Linked DNA regions of Homo sapiens: region 1 is linked to region 2. Evidence: read pairs that join two places in POLR2A ChIA-PET (ENCODE). Cell type or tissue: PC-9. All regions are shown on one strand. Each heading gives the region's core, and the rest is flanking DNA. Links, peaks and the distances in the headings are about the cores only. Region 1 overlaps LLGL2 (LLGL scribble cell polarity complex component 2). Region 2 overlaps TMEM94 (transmembrane protein 94).

What was found. Peaks named below come from ENCODE experiments on the same cell type or tissue, not always from the same donor. Only the 100,000 strongest peaks of a DNase experiment are listed, where the experiment ranks them.
Region 1: POLR2A ChIA-PET joins it to region 2 with 22 read pairs; 10 of 35 experiments call an interaction of 5 or more read pairs at or near these places.

The regions. Positions count from the first base shown.
Region 1 is chr17:75,527,836-75,536,155 of GRCh38, reverse strand. The region is part of intron 1 of LLGL2 (LLGL scribble cell polarity complex component 2); the gene reads right to left. Among named protein-coding and RNA genes, the nearest start is that of LLGL2, 6.3 kb to the right of the region's middle. In PC-9, for the core only: no CTCF peak of the experiment used is centred there; a DNase peak (open chromatin) is centred at 4,225; H3K27ac peaks cover 2,684 bases.
Region 2 is chr17:75,468,356-75,476,647 of GRCh38, reverse strand. TMEM94 (transmembrane protein 94) reads right to left here. Exons shown (of 32, transcript NM_014738.6): 2 at 4,719-4,848. The coding sequence starts at 4,742. Among named protein-coding and RNA genes, the nearest start is that of TMEM94, 16 kb to the right of the region's middle. RefSeq lists silencers at 4,332-4,421, 7,801-7,969. In PC-9, for the core only: no CTCF peak of the experiment used is centred there; a DNase peak (open chromatin) is centred at 4,347.

The DNA of each region.
Region 1 (8,320 bases), core at 83-8,082, 59 kb before region 2:
TCTAAAGGCCATCCAACCTCAGTCTCCACTCCTGCCTGTCACCAGACCAGCCTCTGAGCCACCCTCCCTGTTCTGCCCTGCTCTGTTCCCTTTTGGCGGGCGCCAGGGTTTAGAGCCGGGCCGCAAAAGGCTTGCTGCCTTGTGGCTGGTTCCCATCCACTTTCTACCCAAGTCTGTGCCTTGCATGTGGAACCAGCCTGAGAGCTCCCTGTGGGCAGCTGATCGACCTGTTTCCTTCCCTCCTCACTGTTCCACTCACCCACGTCTGCACCTGGCCGGCAAAATATTTCTGGGTCTAGGACAGGTGTCCACACACCTGGACACCCACTTGGAAAGAACAGGAGAGCTCTCCACTTGGTGACAGGCCACAAAATCCACACCCTGGCCCGCCTTCCATCTCAAGAGCTCAAGAAAGAGACCAGTGGGGGCAGAGAGAGAGAATAACCACACGGGGTGGACTTGCCTTGGGCCCCCCTCGCTCTAAGTGGCAGATGCGATTGTGCCTCGGAGGAGAGGGGATCCCCAGGCCAGACTGCTTCTCCCACCCTGCCACTGTTTGGGGCACCTGGGCTAATTTGTCCCTGTGAGACCAAGGCTTGGCCAAGCCCAGCCAGCCCTCTGGCCTGGAGATGTGGGAGGGGCCAGCCCTCAAGAAACTCCCTCCATAGCTCGGGAAGTTCCATTGATCTCATTGATCTGCTGGGAGAGTCCACACCCAGCGGCAGGACTCCAGACCCAGCCGAAACCAGAGAGGGCCCCCGGGCCGCACCCAGCGCCAGCTGCCTGCTCTCAGGGCGTGCCACCTGATGTCCCATGCTCTCCTCTCCTCTTCGCTCGTGCTCCCCACAGCCCGCTGCTGATTAAGAAGCTGCCTTCCCCTCTGCGACATCCTGTGTGAGGCCTGAGTGTGGCTGTGGCCTCCTGTTTGACGGATGTGAATCCGCCCCTGCACCTCCTACTCTGATGGCACTGGTGGGCAGGGATCTAAACCACAGAGGCAGCTGCTGACCCCTGCGGCATCTGTGCCAACTCAGACGCCTGTAGCCGCTTTGCAAGTGCCCATGTCGCCCTGGGAAGCCCAGTCTCCCAGAAGCACCAGGCAGGTCCCTGGCCAGCAGCTTAGCAACCAAACCTTGGCTGAAAGGCAGTTCCATGGAGTGGGATCTAGGGGAACACAAACCAGAGGGAATGGGGGCATGACTGGAGGACTGTCGTCCCCGCTGTTGTTAATTAAGTAGTAAAAGGGATTGAGAGCTAGCTATGGCTGGATGTGACTTTAGCACTTTACATTCACCTTATTTAATTCTTACAATTACTTATGAAGTGATCGATTCAGAGTGGCCCCAAGCTCAAACAGTCAAGAGTCCAAGTCCTTTGCCAAGCTCAGTGGCTTATGCCTGTAATCCCAGCACTTTGGGAGGTCGAGGCAGGAGAATCCACTGAACCTAGGAGTTCGAGACCAGCCTGGGCAACTTAGGGAGACCTTGTCTCAGCAAAAAACTTAAAAATTAGCCAGCCATGGTGGCATACACTTGTAGTCCCAGCTACTCAGGAGGCTGAGGTGGGAAGATCACTTGAGCCCAGGAGGTTGAGGCTGCAGTGAGCTATGATGGCACCACTGTGCTCCAGCCTGGGTGACAGAGCGAGACCTTTTCTCAAAAAAAGAAAAAAAAAAATCCAAGCCCCAATTTGCATTCCAATCTGACTGCAGAATCCTCCGCTCAGGTCAGGCCTCTCTCCCAGGACAAAGGGGCTGCCTGCTCGCAGGCTGGATGGGCCCCATTTGGGGTCAGCCTCCATTCCCCCCACCATCTATCCTATGGAATCACAACCATCCCACAACCCCAAGAGGATCCTCCCGCCATGCCTAGACTCCTCCTGAAGTTTCCTTTCTGTTGCCCCTCCTGGGCCTGTGAGGATGGGGTGGAAGGTGGGAACGCACCCCCATTCTGGGGGCCTTAGCCCCCTTTCATAATCCAACACCAGACTCTCTCTCCAGGGAAGTGACTGGCAGAAAGCCAAGTCCAAGGAAAAGCAAAACCATTCTGGGGAGAAGATGGACCACCTGCCTGGGGCTGGCGTGGGCAGGCCATCCAGCCCATCCAATCAGGCCCCTTTCTAGGGCCTCCTACCTGCCCTAAAACTGGAACAGCTGTCCCAAGAAGCTTCCAGATGTCAGCTCCAGGAGGTGGGGATTGTGCTGGCCTCATCCAGGTGCCTCATGGGAGGGACTGGAATTTTATTTAAACAGCTCCCTCACTTCCTTCAAAGCTTTGCTCAAATGTCACCTTCTGGCAGAGGCCCACTCTAACCACCTGTTAAAAGTTGTAACCTGCCCCCTACCATGCGGGTTCCCAATTGTTGCTCTAGTTCTTTTTACCCTATAGCCCGTATCACCTTTTAACACAATTTATTAGTTACTTTTACTTTCTGTCAGTCAGGCTTCTCACCTTTTAGAAACAACTTTCAACGACGGCAGACATCTTTGCTTTGTTTAAGGATCACATCCAACATCTAGAACCACACAAGAGGCATCAGAAAATACTTGAACGGGCTGGGCGCGGTGGCTCATGCCTGCAATCCCAGCACTTTGGGAGGCCGAGGCGGGCAGATCATGAGGTCAGGAGATCGAGACCATCCTGGCCAACATGATGAAACCCTGTCTCTACTAAAAATACAAAAAATTAGCTGGGCATCATGGCGGGCGCCTGTAGTCCCAGCTACTCAGGAGGCTGAGGCAGGAGAATGGTGTGAACCTGGGAGGCGGAGCTTGCAGTGAGCCGAGATCGTGCCACTGCACTCCAGCCAGGGTGACAGAGTGAGACTCCATCTCAAAAAAAAAAAAAAAAAAAAAAAGGGCCAGGTGCGGTGGCTCACGCCTGTAATCCCAGCATTTTGGGAGGCTGAGGCGGGCAGATCACGAGGTCAGGAGATCAAGACCATCCTGGCTAACACGGTGAAACCTTGTCTCTACTAAAAATACAAACAATTAGCCGGGCGTGGTGGCGGGAGCCTGTAGTCCCAGCTACTCGGGAGGCTGAGGCAGGAGAATGGCGTGAACCCGGGAGGCAGAGCTTGCAGTGAGCCGAGATCGCGCCACTGCACTCCAGCCTGGGCGACAGAGCAAGACTCCTCAAAAAAAGAAAAAAAAAGTACTTGAATGAATGAACGAACAGTTAAGACTGACTAGGGATTAACTAGAAAAGGTATCTGCCAATCACTGACCCCACGAAACACTGAGGTAGGACCCCACAGGGTTCTCAGGGAACTTCCTTACCCTGTCCTCAAGTCTCCGGCCAAGGCCAGGGCCCTGTGGACGTCATGCCTGGCATCCTGTTCGGAATACCCTTGTGGACCCTGCCTTTAACCAAAGCTCCAGGACCCCCAGAGAATTCCAGAATTATATTAAATGTTAATATTATTTACTAGAGGGCTGGGCGCAGCGGCTCATGCCTGTAATCCCAGCACTTTGGGAGGCCGAGGCAGGTGGATCACATGAGGTCAGGAGTTAGAGACCAGCCTGACCAACATGGTGGAAACCCCCCCGCTACTAAAAATACAAAAATTAGCCAGGTGTGGTGGCGCATACCTGTAATCCCAGCTACTCAGGAGGCCGAGGCAGGAGAATTGCTTGAACCCGGGAGGCAGAGGTTGCAGTGAGCCAAGATCATGCCACTGCACTGCTGCCTGGGCGACAGAGCGAGACTCAGACTCAAAACAAAAAAACAAAGAAAAAAATTAGCTGGGCGTGGTGGCGGGCGCCTGTAATCCCAGCTACTCGGGAGCCTGAGTCAGGAGAATGGTGTGAACCCAGGAGGCGGAGCTTGCAGTGGGCTGAGATCGCGCCACTGTACTCCAGCCTGGGCAACAGAGCAAGTCTCCGTCTCAAAACAAACAAAAAATTAGCTGGGCATGGTAGCAGCTACTGGGGAGCTACCTGTAATCCCAGCTACTGGGGAGGCTGAGGTGGGAGAATCACTTGAACCTGGGGAGACTGCAGTGAGCCGAAATCATGCCATTGCACTCCAACCTGGGCCACAGAGTAAGACTCCGTCTCAAAAAAAAAAAAAAAAAAAAAGTGTGTGTGTGTGTGTGTGTGTATATATACATATATATAATTTATTACAGTCATATGGTCCTGTGCCCAGATGTCCCTCTCATCAAACTCTGGGAACACTAAGTCAGGTGTCTCGAGAGAAGGCTCCAGTCTCTGCCGAATTCCTGAAGGGTAGAGTCAGGTGCCTTGCAGCCTCCTCGTCCCCACGCCCAGAGCAGCCTCTCCTAGCTCAAGAATTCGCTGTGGTTCCTGGGAAGAAGAGAGGGGTGAGTATTCAAAGCCAGTTTCCTCTGAGAGGCAGGGCTGTGGGGAAGGCCACCCCAAAGGGACCTGAGCAAAGCCATGGCCACGGGCACAGTGAGCGAGGGTCTCCTTGGAATTCCTAGGGAGCCAGGGCTGGGGAGGGCAAACAGTGCTGGTGGCCCCGCTGGGGGACGCCCGTCTCCTGCCCTGTCCCCAGTTTTCTCTCTGCAAACTGCTCCTGACAGAGGAAAACAGCGTTGCCAAGCAGACCTGGCGTGCCTCGCCCCAGGAGGAACCCTGAGAACGATATCACCTAAGACAGATAAGAGGGCCTCTCAGAGTTGAGGATTGAGGACAAATGAGTCCAGGCTGCCAGTGCTGCTCAAAGCAGCCGGCCCAGGAGAAAGAACATTGGTCTCTTGGGCCTCCATTCTGGCCCCCAACTCAGAGGTCTCAACAGCTGCTTTTGACTCATCTGGAAAGACCAGGAAGGCCGAATAGCTCCCCGGGGAAACTAAACTCCTTAGATGGCTCCTGGAGGCTCTTGCCAGAGATGCGCAGATCTCCCACAGTGCGGGCAGGGGCTCATGGGCCACCTGGTCCCAGGCAGCACTTCGTCTTCCAAAGGGAGGGTCCCGGGGCCAGGAAGTCCTGGCAGGAGAGGACATCCTCTCCCCAAGCAAGGTTGAAAGGGGGCACAATGGCATTCCTAGAAAGTCTCCTAATGCCAACAGAGCAGCACAGGCCTGTGCTCTCTGCCCTGCCACCCAGCAGGGTGAGGAGGGTGTACCCAGCAAGCACTCCTCAGCTGGGGCAGAACTCACAGCAGGTTTAATCCTGCACTCTCCGACATCCCCACCACAGGAAAGACTCCCAGGCAACCGGCTCTCACTCTTGGCCCTCCCAAGGAGCAAGGGAAGCATCAAGGGCCACTGGAATGCAAGGTCCATTTAGGAGAAGCCGCGCCCTCCACTGCTGCCCTCAATTCCTGAAAAAGGTCCTCGCTGAAAAACTTCTGACCCCTAGAGACTTTTTTTCTCTTTTTGAGTTAGAGTCTCACTCTGTCACCCAGGCTGGAGTGCAGTGGCGCCATCATAGTTCACTGCAGCCTCAAACTCTTGGGCTCAAGCGATCCTCCTACGATCCCATGTAATTGGGACAACAGGTGCACACCACGATGCCCAGCTAATTTTTTTTTTTTTTTTTGAAATGGAGTCTCGCTCTGTCGCCCAGGCTGGAGTGCAGTGGCGCGATCTCGGCTCACTGCCAGCTCTGCCTCCCGGGTTCACACCATTCTCCTGCCTCAGCCTCCCGAGCAGCTGGGACTACAGGTGCCCACCACCATGCCCAGCTAATTTTTTGTATTTTTAGTAGAGACATGTTTTCACTGTGCTAGCCAGGATGGTCTCGATCTCCTGACCTCGTGATCCGCCTGCCTCGGCCTCCCAAAGTGCTGGAATTACAGGCGTGAGACACCGCGCCTGGCTGATGCCCAGCTAATTTTTTAAAAAAATTTTTGTAGAGACGCGATCTCACTGTTGCCCAGGCTGGTCTTGAACTCCTGGGTTCAAGCAATCCTCCCTCCTCCACCTCCCAAAGCACTGGGATTACAGGCATGAGCCAAAATGCCCAGCCAGAGACTTTAAAATATCACAAATTCATGAGCCGTCAGCTGATTTCCAGAGAAGACAAATTCCCTAAACCCATCAGGCACTTCCAAAAGGCCCAAGTGCCCACCCAAAGGCCTGGGACAGACGGATGCCTCTTATGCTTCATGGAAGTTGAGTCCACCCTCACTGGGTGCCTGCTGTGTGGCAGGCCACACGTGCTAGTGACCTTTCTCATCTTCTCATCTGTGAAAACAAAGCTCAGCACGGGTCAGTGACCACACTAGGGTCACACAGCAAGGACTCGGCAAAGAACGAGTCAAAACTACACCTGAAGCCTAGAAAGACACTAAAAATCTTTTTTTAAAAATTATTATTATTATTAGTTTGAGACGGAGTCTTGCTCTGTCACCAGGCTGGAGTGCAGTGGCGCGATCTCGGCTCACTGCAACCTCCGCCTCCTGGGTTCCAGCGATTCTCCTGCCTCAGCCTCCTGAGTAGCTGGGATTACAGGCACGCACCACCACGCCCAGCTAATTTTTGTATTTTTAGTAGAGATGGGGTTTCACCATCTTGGCCAGGATGGTCTCGATCTCCTGACCTCATGATCCGTCTGCCTCGGTCTCCCAAAGTGCTGGGATTACAGGCGTGAGACACAGAGCCCGGCCTAATTTTTTTTTATTTTTTGTTTTTAAAGAGATGAAGGATAGAAGGATGAAGGATGAAGATAAAAGGACTGGCAGGGGCCGGGTGCAGTGGCTCATGCCTGTAATCCCAGCACTTTGAGAGGCTGAGGCAGGCAGATCACTTGAAGTCAGGAGTTCAAGACCAGCCTGGCCAACATGATGAAACCCTGTCTCTACAAAAAATACAAAAATACAAAAATTAGCTGGGCCTGGTGGTGCCTGCCTGCAATCCCAGCTACTCAGGATGCTGAGGCAGGAGAACTGCTTGAACCTGGGAGGCAGAGGTTGCAGTGAGCTGAGATCACGCCACTGTGCTCCATCCTGGGCGACAGAGGAGACTTCGTCTCAAAGAAAAAAAAAGAAAAGGACTGTCAGGCAGGAGGGATAATTTTTTGCTCTCTTTTTTTTTGAGACAGTCTCACTCTATTGCCCAGGCTGGAGTGCAATCGCACGATCTCGGCTCACTGCAACCTCTGCCTCCTGGGTTCAAGCGATTCTCCTGCCTCAGCCTCCTGAGTAGCTGGGATTACAGGCGCTCACCACCACGCCTGGCTAATTTTGCATTTTTAAGTAGAGACCGGTTTCACTGTGTGGGCAAGGCTAGTCTCGAACTCCTGACCTTGTGATCCGCCTGCTTCCGCCTCCCAAAGTGTTGGGATTACAGGCATAAGCCACCTTGCCCGGCCTAATTTTTTGCTCTCTAATTTTACACTTTCTACAATGTTTCCTTTTTCCCACTATGGGCTCCTATTGCCTTTTCTATTTTTTAAATGAACAGCGATCACCTGGGATTATGGGCCATTTTTTGTTTGTTTGTTTGTTTTGAGATGGAGTTTTGCTCTTGTTGCTCAGGCTGGAGTGCAATGGCGTGATCTTGGCTCACCGCAACCTCCACCTCCCAGGTTCAAGCGATTCTCCTGCTTCAGCCTCCTGAGTAGCTGGGATTACAGGCATGTGCCACCATGGCCAGCTGATTTTATATGTTTAATAGAGACAGGGTATCTCCATGTTGGTGAGGCTGCTCTCAAACTCCTGACCTCAGGCGATCGGCCCAACTTGGCCTCCCAAAGTGCTGAGATTACAGGTGTAAGCCACCACGCCTGGCCTTTTTTTCTTTTAATGTTGCGGTATATTAAAAAGTTATTTAAGGCCGGGCGCGGTGGCTTACGCCTGTAATCCCAGCACTTTGGGAGGCTGAGAGGGGCAGATCACGAGGTCAGGAGATCGAGACCATCTTGGCTAACACAGTGAAACCCCATCTCTACTAAAAATACAAAAAATTAGCCGGGCGTGATGGCAGGCGCCTGTGGTCCCAGCTACTCGGGAGGCCGAGGCAGGAGAATGGCGTGAACCCAGGAGGAGGAGCTTGCAGTGAGCCGAGATCTCGCCACTGCACTCCAGCCTGGGTGACAGAGCGAGACTCTGTCTCAAAATAAATAAATAAATAAATAAAAATAATAAAAAGTTATTTATACTAACGGGTCTGGCGTGGCAGTTCATGCCTGTAATCCTAACACTTTGGGAGGCAGGAGGATCACTTGAGCCCAGGAGTTCAAGACTAGCCTGGGCAACATGGCAAAACCCCCTTTCTAAAAAAAAAATAGAAAATTAGCTGTGCATGGTGCTGCGCGCTTGTAGTCCCAGCTACTCAGAAGGCTGAGGTGGGAGGATCACTTGAGCCTGGGAGGTCGAGTCTGCAGTGAGCCTCCATCTCCCAGTGATTGCAC
Region 2 (8,292 bases), core at 1-8,000:
CAACACCTCCCTCAAAGCGGGGAGGGTGAAAAGAGAGAGAGAGAGAAGAGGAGAGAAGAGACGGAGACAGCTGAGAGTGTGTGAGCAAGAAGCCGGGTGCTGCACAGAATCAGGCGCAGCAGAGCAGAGCTTCAATCTGCTGATTAATTCAGCCTATTTCTAGTCACGCTGCAGATTCAGGGAGGGAGGAGGAGGCAGCAGCCCTGGAAGGGCGGGAGGGAGGGGAGAAGAGGAAAGAGAAGGAGGGAGGAAACAGGAGCATTGAGAAGAGAAAGTTTGTCCAACGCGCTGCCAGATATCCAGGAGCTTGGCCTGTTCTTCAGAGGAGGCCACAGTGGGGTTAGCTGAGGGGCACCATGCAGCCAGGATATGGACAGACAGAGGGATAGATGGAGGAGAAACTGCCCCTGTCCCAGAAACCTGAAGACAACTGCCAGTATCAAGGGGAACCCTGGGACACACAAATCCCAGCTCTCTTCCCAAACTACCTGTCCTTTGTCCCCAAGTCACTGGGTGAGCCCATCATCCATGAGAAGTCCCCAAATCACACGGCAACTCCCCAGCATGGAGCCAAGCCAACAGCCCTTTCCATAGTTACAGCTGCAGGAAGGAGGGGAGAGGGGACTTGTGGGTTATTAATAGTAGCACATCCTGTGTGGAGGGGGACGGGATGGACTGGCCGCTGAGAAGATTTGAGCAGTGACTTCTAGGAAGGCAAAGCCCAAGGCCAGGCAGCTGACAGAAGGAAGGATCCAGTAGGGAGGGAAGAGCCAGCCCAAAGGGCCTCTGAAGACTCCAACACCTTCCTGCCAGGTAGCACGGAGACCCTCACAGCCATGCAGGGAAGAGCCGGGCCAGCAGCCGGTGATGCCCCAATACATTCAGACACACCGGCCCAAGTGCTGCTGGGCCCATGAGGCTGCCCGGGAATGCCCAGGCCCTGCATCCCCCAGGCAGAAAGGAGGCCAGATACCTGGGGCTCCTGCCTCAGCACATGCCAGAGCATCAGGCAGAGCCTGAGTGAGTCATGGCTCCAGAGGCATCATTCAGGGACCGCGAGTTTGACATACAGGATGCTCTCAGCACAGGCACCCTGGGTGAAGCAGGGGCCGAGGCATGGGGAGTGGATGGGACACTTCTCTGCCTAAAACCATCCTTATAATGGGGTTACACACCCCAGGGGAGAGGAAACAGCCTAACAGGTCCCAGAGCTGGAGAGTGTGAGCTGGAGCCTGAGCATGTTTCTCCAGGGCCCTCCGTTTCCTAGACGACACCATCTCAAGCTGCAGGGAAGAAGGAGCCTCAGCAGCCCAAGCCAGCCTCCCCATTCCCTTTCATGAGTGCAACTCCCTGTGCGGCCCCCAAACAGAGTGCTGAGTGAGAACAGAAGGGAGGGCCCGGGCAGTCCAGAGGTTAAGAACAGGAAGACTCCATGGAGAGAAGGAAAGGTTGGCAGTGGGGGTCAGCTTCCACGCCAGCCACTGTGAGGATGCTGCTGCTCTGCAATCTGGCTGTAGCCAAAGAGAAAGACTCCTGTCCCCTCTCTCCTGTCCCTGAGGCACTGCTCGGGTGGGAGCTACAAGTCCACAAACACTGTCCCTTCTATGTGACAGGCCCCAAAAAGAACAGCACACAGGGACTAGCCCACGTGCTGTGCAGGCCCCAGCACAGCCCTCTCTGGGCCCTGCCTCCCTTCCTACACTACCCACCTCAGCAAATGGAGAAGGGAGCCCTGCACCCAAGCAGCAGGAACCCAGGCTGTCACTGCCACAGCAGGGCCACTGTGGGCTGGAGGACCGGGGACAGGGGTGAGGGCTTTGAAGGAGAGACCGAACTGATGGATCAGAAGCAGAGAACCATCAAGAGCTAAACCGCTCCTGAGCTAAGCCAGGGGACGACAACCCTCCTACCATCAATGACCACTATGCCAGCTCCTCCAAAGCCTACTCCTCCAAGACACCTTCTGACTGTTTTTGGTTTTTTGTTTTGTTTTGTTTTGTTTTTTAGAGATTCTGCTCTGTCCCCCAGGCTGGAGTGCAGTGGTGTGACCTCAATCTCGGCTAACTGCAACCTCTGCCTCCCGAGTTCAAGAGATTCTCCTGCCCCAGCCTCCCAAATAGCTGGGATTACAGGCATGCACTATCATGCCTGGCTAATTTTTGTATTTTTAGTAGAGACAGGGTTTCACCATGTTGGCCAGGCTGTTCTTGAACTCCTGACCTTAGGTGATCTGCCCACCTTGGCCTCCCAAAGTGCTGGGATTACAGGTGTGTGCCACCACACCCAGCTAATTTTTATATTTTTAGTAGAGACAGGGTTTCACCATTTTGGTCAGGCTGGTCTCAAACTCCTGACCTCAGGTGATCCACCTGCCTCGGCCTCCCAAAGTGCTGGGATTTACAGGTGTGAGCCACTGCACCTGGCTGAGATCATCTTTATAAGTCCATTTATACAACTCATGAGTTACCTCAGCTAGAGGCCCTACCAGGTCCAATTACTTAACTGCTTGTACTATCCATTTTGTTTGTTGTTGTTTTGAGACAGTCTTGCTCTGTCGCCCAGGCTGAAGTGCAGTAGTGCAATCTGCTCACTGCAACCTCTGCCTCCCGGGTTCAAGCGATTCTCCTGCCTCAGCCTCCCAAGTAGCTGGGATTACAGGCACGCGCCACCATGCCCAGCTAATTTTTGTATTTTTAGTAGAGACGGGATTTCACCATGTCGGCCAGGCTGGTCTCGAACTCCTAGCCTCAAGTGATCTGCCTACCTCGGCCTCCCAAAGTGCTGAGATTACAGACGTGAGCCACTGTGCCCAGCCTGCTTGTACTATCAATTCCTCTACTAGACAATAAGCCTCTCTAAGCCGGGGCCACCTCCCTGGTGCCTAAAGCTCTGCCAACCCAAAGCTGCCATTCCACAATATGGTGACTGCCAAGGATGACTGACGATGCTTTCCAGGTCAGGGCTCACCTATCCAGAAAGAGGAGGAGGACAAAGAGAAACCCTCCAGGAAAAATGGCCCCTGAGAGCTATCCAGCTGGGTTCTCAAGTCTTCTTCCTCAGGCTGGAGAGAGCACCCAGCCCTTCGATACAGAACTTTGTTTCCCCCATACACTAGGCACTAGTGTTCAGTGGTTCTGGCTGGAACCAGAAGACAATACCATCCTCTGTTTTGGGGGATTCAGCCTCACCCAGGCAGGCCACCGCATTGCATAACAGCAGAGCCTCTGGGGACATACTCCTTGGAACTGAGCAGTGCAGAGCCCTTGCAGCTGTTTGCAGCAGCCTTAACTCCCAGCTAAGAGAGAGGCAAGTGTAGCTTTCCCTCTGTGCCAATCACTGCTAGGGTGGATATCTGCTGAGCACCCAGAGGTGGCTATGAACAGGAGGCCAAGCACACCTGCTTCAAGTTCAATTCCAGAAACCTATTGCACAGCTGGTCCAGAGACATAGGAAGCCTGGAGCTGAACAGAAAGCAGTCAGCCAGCCTGGTGCCAGCAGAGGCCCAGGGAGTGAACCCACAGCCCCCTCTCTAGACCTTCCCAAGATCTCCCTGGAAGGAAGATCACTATTCAGAAGTTCAGGTCAATAAATATGTACTAAGCCCTTGCTACATGCCAGGCTCGGTGCTGTGAGCTAGGGATATTGAGATGAAGTGGAAGAGATGAGTTAATTTCAATAGAATAGCGAGTACAATGGTGGAGGTACTACAAATGCTGAAAGGAAGGACCTCTGGAAGGAAGGAGGACTTAACTGGAGAAAATGATGTCAAAACTAGGTCTTGAAGGAAGAACAGAAGAAGTTTCCAGAAAAAGGGGTGGGAAGCATTTTAGAGGTAATAACTAGTGCTAAAGTCAAAGCAGGAAGGCTAGGAACACCAAATCCATGGGCAGGAGCAGGATTCTGGAGGGCTTTGTACACACTAAAGGTTAAGTAGGTGGTATGGAACCACTGACCAGTTTTGTGGCAGCCATGTGGAGGCTGATGAGCAGAGAGTGCAGTAGTGCAATCTCTGCTCACTGCAACCTCTGCCTCCTGGGTTCAAGCGATTCTCCTGCCTCAGTCTCCCAAGTAGCTGGGATTACAGAAAACAGAAAGATCTATTAGGAAGGTGTGGCAGAAGCTAGGCAAGAGACAAAAGGACTTCCTCTGGGGCAGTCTTTGTCAAGGGAGAGGAGTTTTCTGATTGACAACTCTACCTCCATCCAAAGATAGTATACATGGAGGCTGGGCCAAACCAGGCTGGGAGGAGAAGACCAATCTTATGGCTGGCCCAGGCCACCTGGCTGCTCACCACCGGCTGATTAGGCAGCTGTGTTTGAAGTCTGATTGGGGCGCTCTTCTCTAACCACAGGGAGGTGCCCAATAGCCCTCAGCATGGCTCAGCAGGTTAGGACATCGCCCTAGCAAAGGGCAAACAAACTAAATTGCACACCCCTGGGCAAGAAGTGGAAGACTGGCTTGGAGCCAGCCTAAATCAGAAACCCTGCTCCCATGCGGTTGTGTTAATAGGTCCACCTTCATCCTTTATTCATAGCTCTGTGAGTCTGTGCTTTCCAGCCAAGAGGTCACAGTCGCATCCCCCAAGACTCAGAGCCTTGCCTCCTCTCTCAACTTTTGTTTAAAGCCCCCAGTTAAGGATCTCCCAGGCAAAAACAAGTAGGAAAGAGTTCAACAGAGACACACAGACAATACCTATAAGGTAATAGGATATGGCCTACCAGGTGCTTCTCCTTCAGGTCCATGGGCCAAGAGTACTGCAGGCATGCCCAGATGAATGTGGTCACCCCTGAAAGGAAGGCTCCTCCCCAGCATGTACAAACCCCAGTGAGTCTGTCACAGTCACAACATCTGGGGAAAAAGAAGAAAGAAATCACTCAGGTTGCTGGAACAGGCAGCTACTGTGAAACACAACAGCATCATTTTTTTTTTTTTTTGAGACGGAGTCTCACTCTGTCGCCCAGGCTGGAGTGCAGTGGCGCGATCTCGGCTCACTGCAAACTCTGTCTCCTGGGTTCAAGCGATTCTCTTGCTTCCGAGTAGCTGGGATGACAGGCGTGCATCACCATGCCCAGCTAATTTTGTATTTTTCAGTAGAGACAGGGTTTTGCCATGTTAGCCAGGCTGGTCTCAAACTCCTGACCTCAAGTGATCTGCCCGCCTCAGCCACCCAACATAATAGTATCATCTAAACCACAGTATGGTACGCGGAAAAGTACTGAACTCACTGACCATCAGACAGAGTCAGCCTCATCGAGCAGCAGAGCTTCCCCCAGGCAGTCAGCTCTAGATGAATTCCACTCTCTGAATCCAGGAGGGAGAGGGCTACAGAGAGGATTCTGGAGGGGTACAAACTTTCTCTCTTTCACCCTTCATTTTCTTTCTTTCTTTCTTTCTTTTTTTTTTTTTTTTGAGACGGATTCTCACTCTGTTGCCCAGGCTGGAGTGCTATGACCCGATCTTGGCTCATTGTTGCAACCTCCACCTCCTGGGTTCCAGCAATTCCCTGCTGCAGCCTCCCAAGTAGCTGGGATCACAGGCACTTGCCACCACGCCCGGCTAATTTTTGTATTTTTAGTAAAGACGGGGTTTCACCATATTGGCCAGGCTGGTCTTGAACTCCTGACCTTGTGATCCACCCGCCTCAGCCTCCCAAAGTGTTGGGATTACAGGCGTGAGCCACCGCGCCTGACCTTCATTTTCTTTATTATTATTATTATTATTATTATTTTGAGACAGAGTCTCGCTCTGTTGCCCAGGCTGGAGTGCAGTGGCGCAACCTTTGCTTACTGCAACCTCCACTTCCTGGGCTCAAGTGATTCTCCTGTCTCAGCCCCTCAAGTAGCTGGGATTACAGGCATGCACCAGCATCCCCGGCTAATTTTTGTACTTTTAGTTGAGACAGGGTTTCACCATGTTGGTCAGGCTGGACTTTTTTTTTTTTTTGAGACAGAGTCTCGCTCTGTCGCCCAGGCTGGAGTGCAGTGGCGCGATCTCGGCTCACTGCAAGCTCCACCTCCCGGGTTCACGCCATTCTCCTGCCTCAGCCTCCTGTGTAGCTGGGACTACAGGCGCCCGCCACCACGCCCGGCTAATTTTTTGTATTTTTAGTAGAGATGGGGTTTCACCGTGTTAGCCAGGATGGTCTCGATCTCCTGACCTCATGATCCGCCTGTCTTGGCCTCCCAAAGTGCTGGGATTACAGGCGTGAGCCACCATGCTCAGCCAGGCTGGTCTTGAACTCCTGACCTCAAGTGATCCACCTGCCTCGGCCTCTCAAAGTACTGGGATTACAAGCATGAGCCACCACGCCCAGCCTATTATTATTTTTTTTAATTTTGTGTGGAGAAGGGGTCTTGCTATGTTGCCCAGGTTGGTCTTGACCTCCTGGCCTCAAGCAATCCTCCCCACCTCAGCCTCTTAAAAGTTCTGGGACTACAGGCTACAGGCGTGAATCACTGTGCCCAGCCTCAACCTTCATTTTCAAAGGCACACTGTGTTTTGTTCCATATGTACTCTGTTTATCACTGAATTACAGCATGCAGGAAAAGCCTTGGTTTATTGGCTTTTTTTGTTTGAGACGGAGTTTCACTCTTATTGCCCAGGATGGAGCACAATGGCATGATCTCGGCTCACTGCAACCTCTGCCTCCTGGGTTCAAGCGATTCTCCTGCCTCAGACTCCTGAGTAGCTGGGATTACAGGCATGTGCCACCACGCCCAGCTAATTTTTGTATTTTTACTAGAGACGGGGTTTCACCATGTTGGTCAGGCTCGTCTCAAACTCCCGACCTCAGGTGATCCACCCACCTCGGCCTCCCAAAGGATTTATTGGCATTTTTATTTATTATCACTACTTCTTTGGTAGAGATGGGGTCTTGCTATGTTGCTCAGGCTGGTCATGAGCTCCTGACCTCAAGTGATCTGCCCGCCTCGGCTTCTCAAAGTGCTGAGATTTCAGGCATGAGCCACTACACCCAGTCAGCATTTTAAAAATTTAGGGTTAAGGCCGAGCACAGTGGCTCACGCCTGCAATCCCAGCACTTTGGGAGGCCGAGGCAGGCAGATCACTTGAGGTCAGGAGTTCCAGACCAGCCTGGCCAATATGATGAAACCCCATCTCTACTAAAAATACAAAAATTAGCCAGGCGTGGTGGTGGGCGCCTGTAATCCCAGCTACTCAGGAGGCTGAGGCAGGAGAATCACTTGAGCCTGGGAGGCAGAGGTTCCAGTGAGCTGAGATTGCGCCACTGCACTCCAGTCGGGCGACAAAGTGAGACTCGGTCTCAAAAAAAAAAAAAAAAAATTTAGGGTTAAGGTTAGCCTTAACATCAAGTGAAATCTAGATATGTAAGTTGGATAATAAGGGGGCAGCTGGGACAGCAGCAGGGTGGATGTCCACTGCATCCCCAGAACGAGGCACTGACTTCTTTCCACGTGCTGGCAGTCAGACGCCACACTCACCAGCATGTGCAAGCCCGCAGCCCCTCACGTGGTTGAGTGCAGTGCTCAACAGGCACCTGAGCAGATGAACACACGATGGGCAGCCCAATCTGACAACAGGTCCGACAAAAGCGGGCTGGTTACCTGGAAAATGAGGTTTGCCCTACCTCCCCACCTACCCTCACCAGCCCTCACCCTCCCGTCCTGGCAGCCGTCACTCTAATGATCTCAGACCAGGGTGTGTTTGAGTAAAGAGTGACACTGAGCAATCTGGTTTGATGCCAAGCGACTCCTCTTGGAGAAAGCACTAACCTACTGACTAAGACAGCTCTTTTGGGGGCCAGGAGCAAGCCTTGTCAAGGGGTGCCAGGCAGAAACCCAGAACTGACCCAGAAAAAAGCTGTCAAGAAATAATAAAAGCTGTGTCCGGAGGACCCAACCAGAAGGCCCAGGTTCTGCCACCAACTCCACTCCAAAACCCCGCCCAATTCCTCTCAAGGTGGCACCCATGCTGGTGCCCTAGGCTGAGCAACCACGTCTCTTCCACCCCTGCCTTTCAAAGCTGAGCCAGCCTCGAAGGCTCAGATACAGACAGTGACGCTGGAAGTGGCCTTGCAATGCAGTGACATTCAGTCTTTGGTCGCCAACTGAAATGGGATCCTGAGGGACCAAATCCACTCCTCCCCAAGGCCACTGTCTGACTCAGGCTGCCCCAGTCCTGCTTACGACTGCAGCTCAAGGTCCCCATGACACCCCATCCCAGCAGGGGCTGGATGAGATCGTTGCCACACAGGGAAAAACACCAGGAGCCAGATGGGGACTGTGCCTGTTAACTCCTTCTGCCAACGCTGCA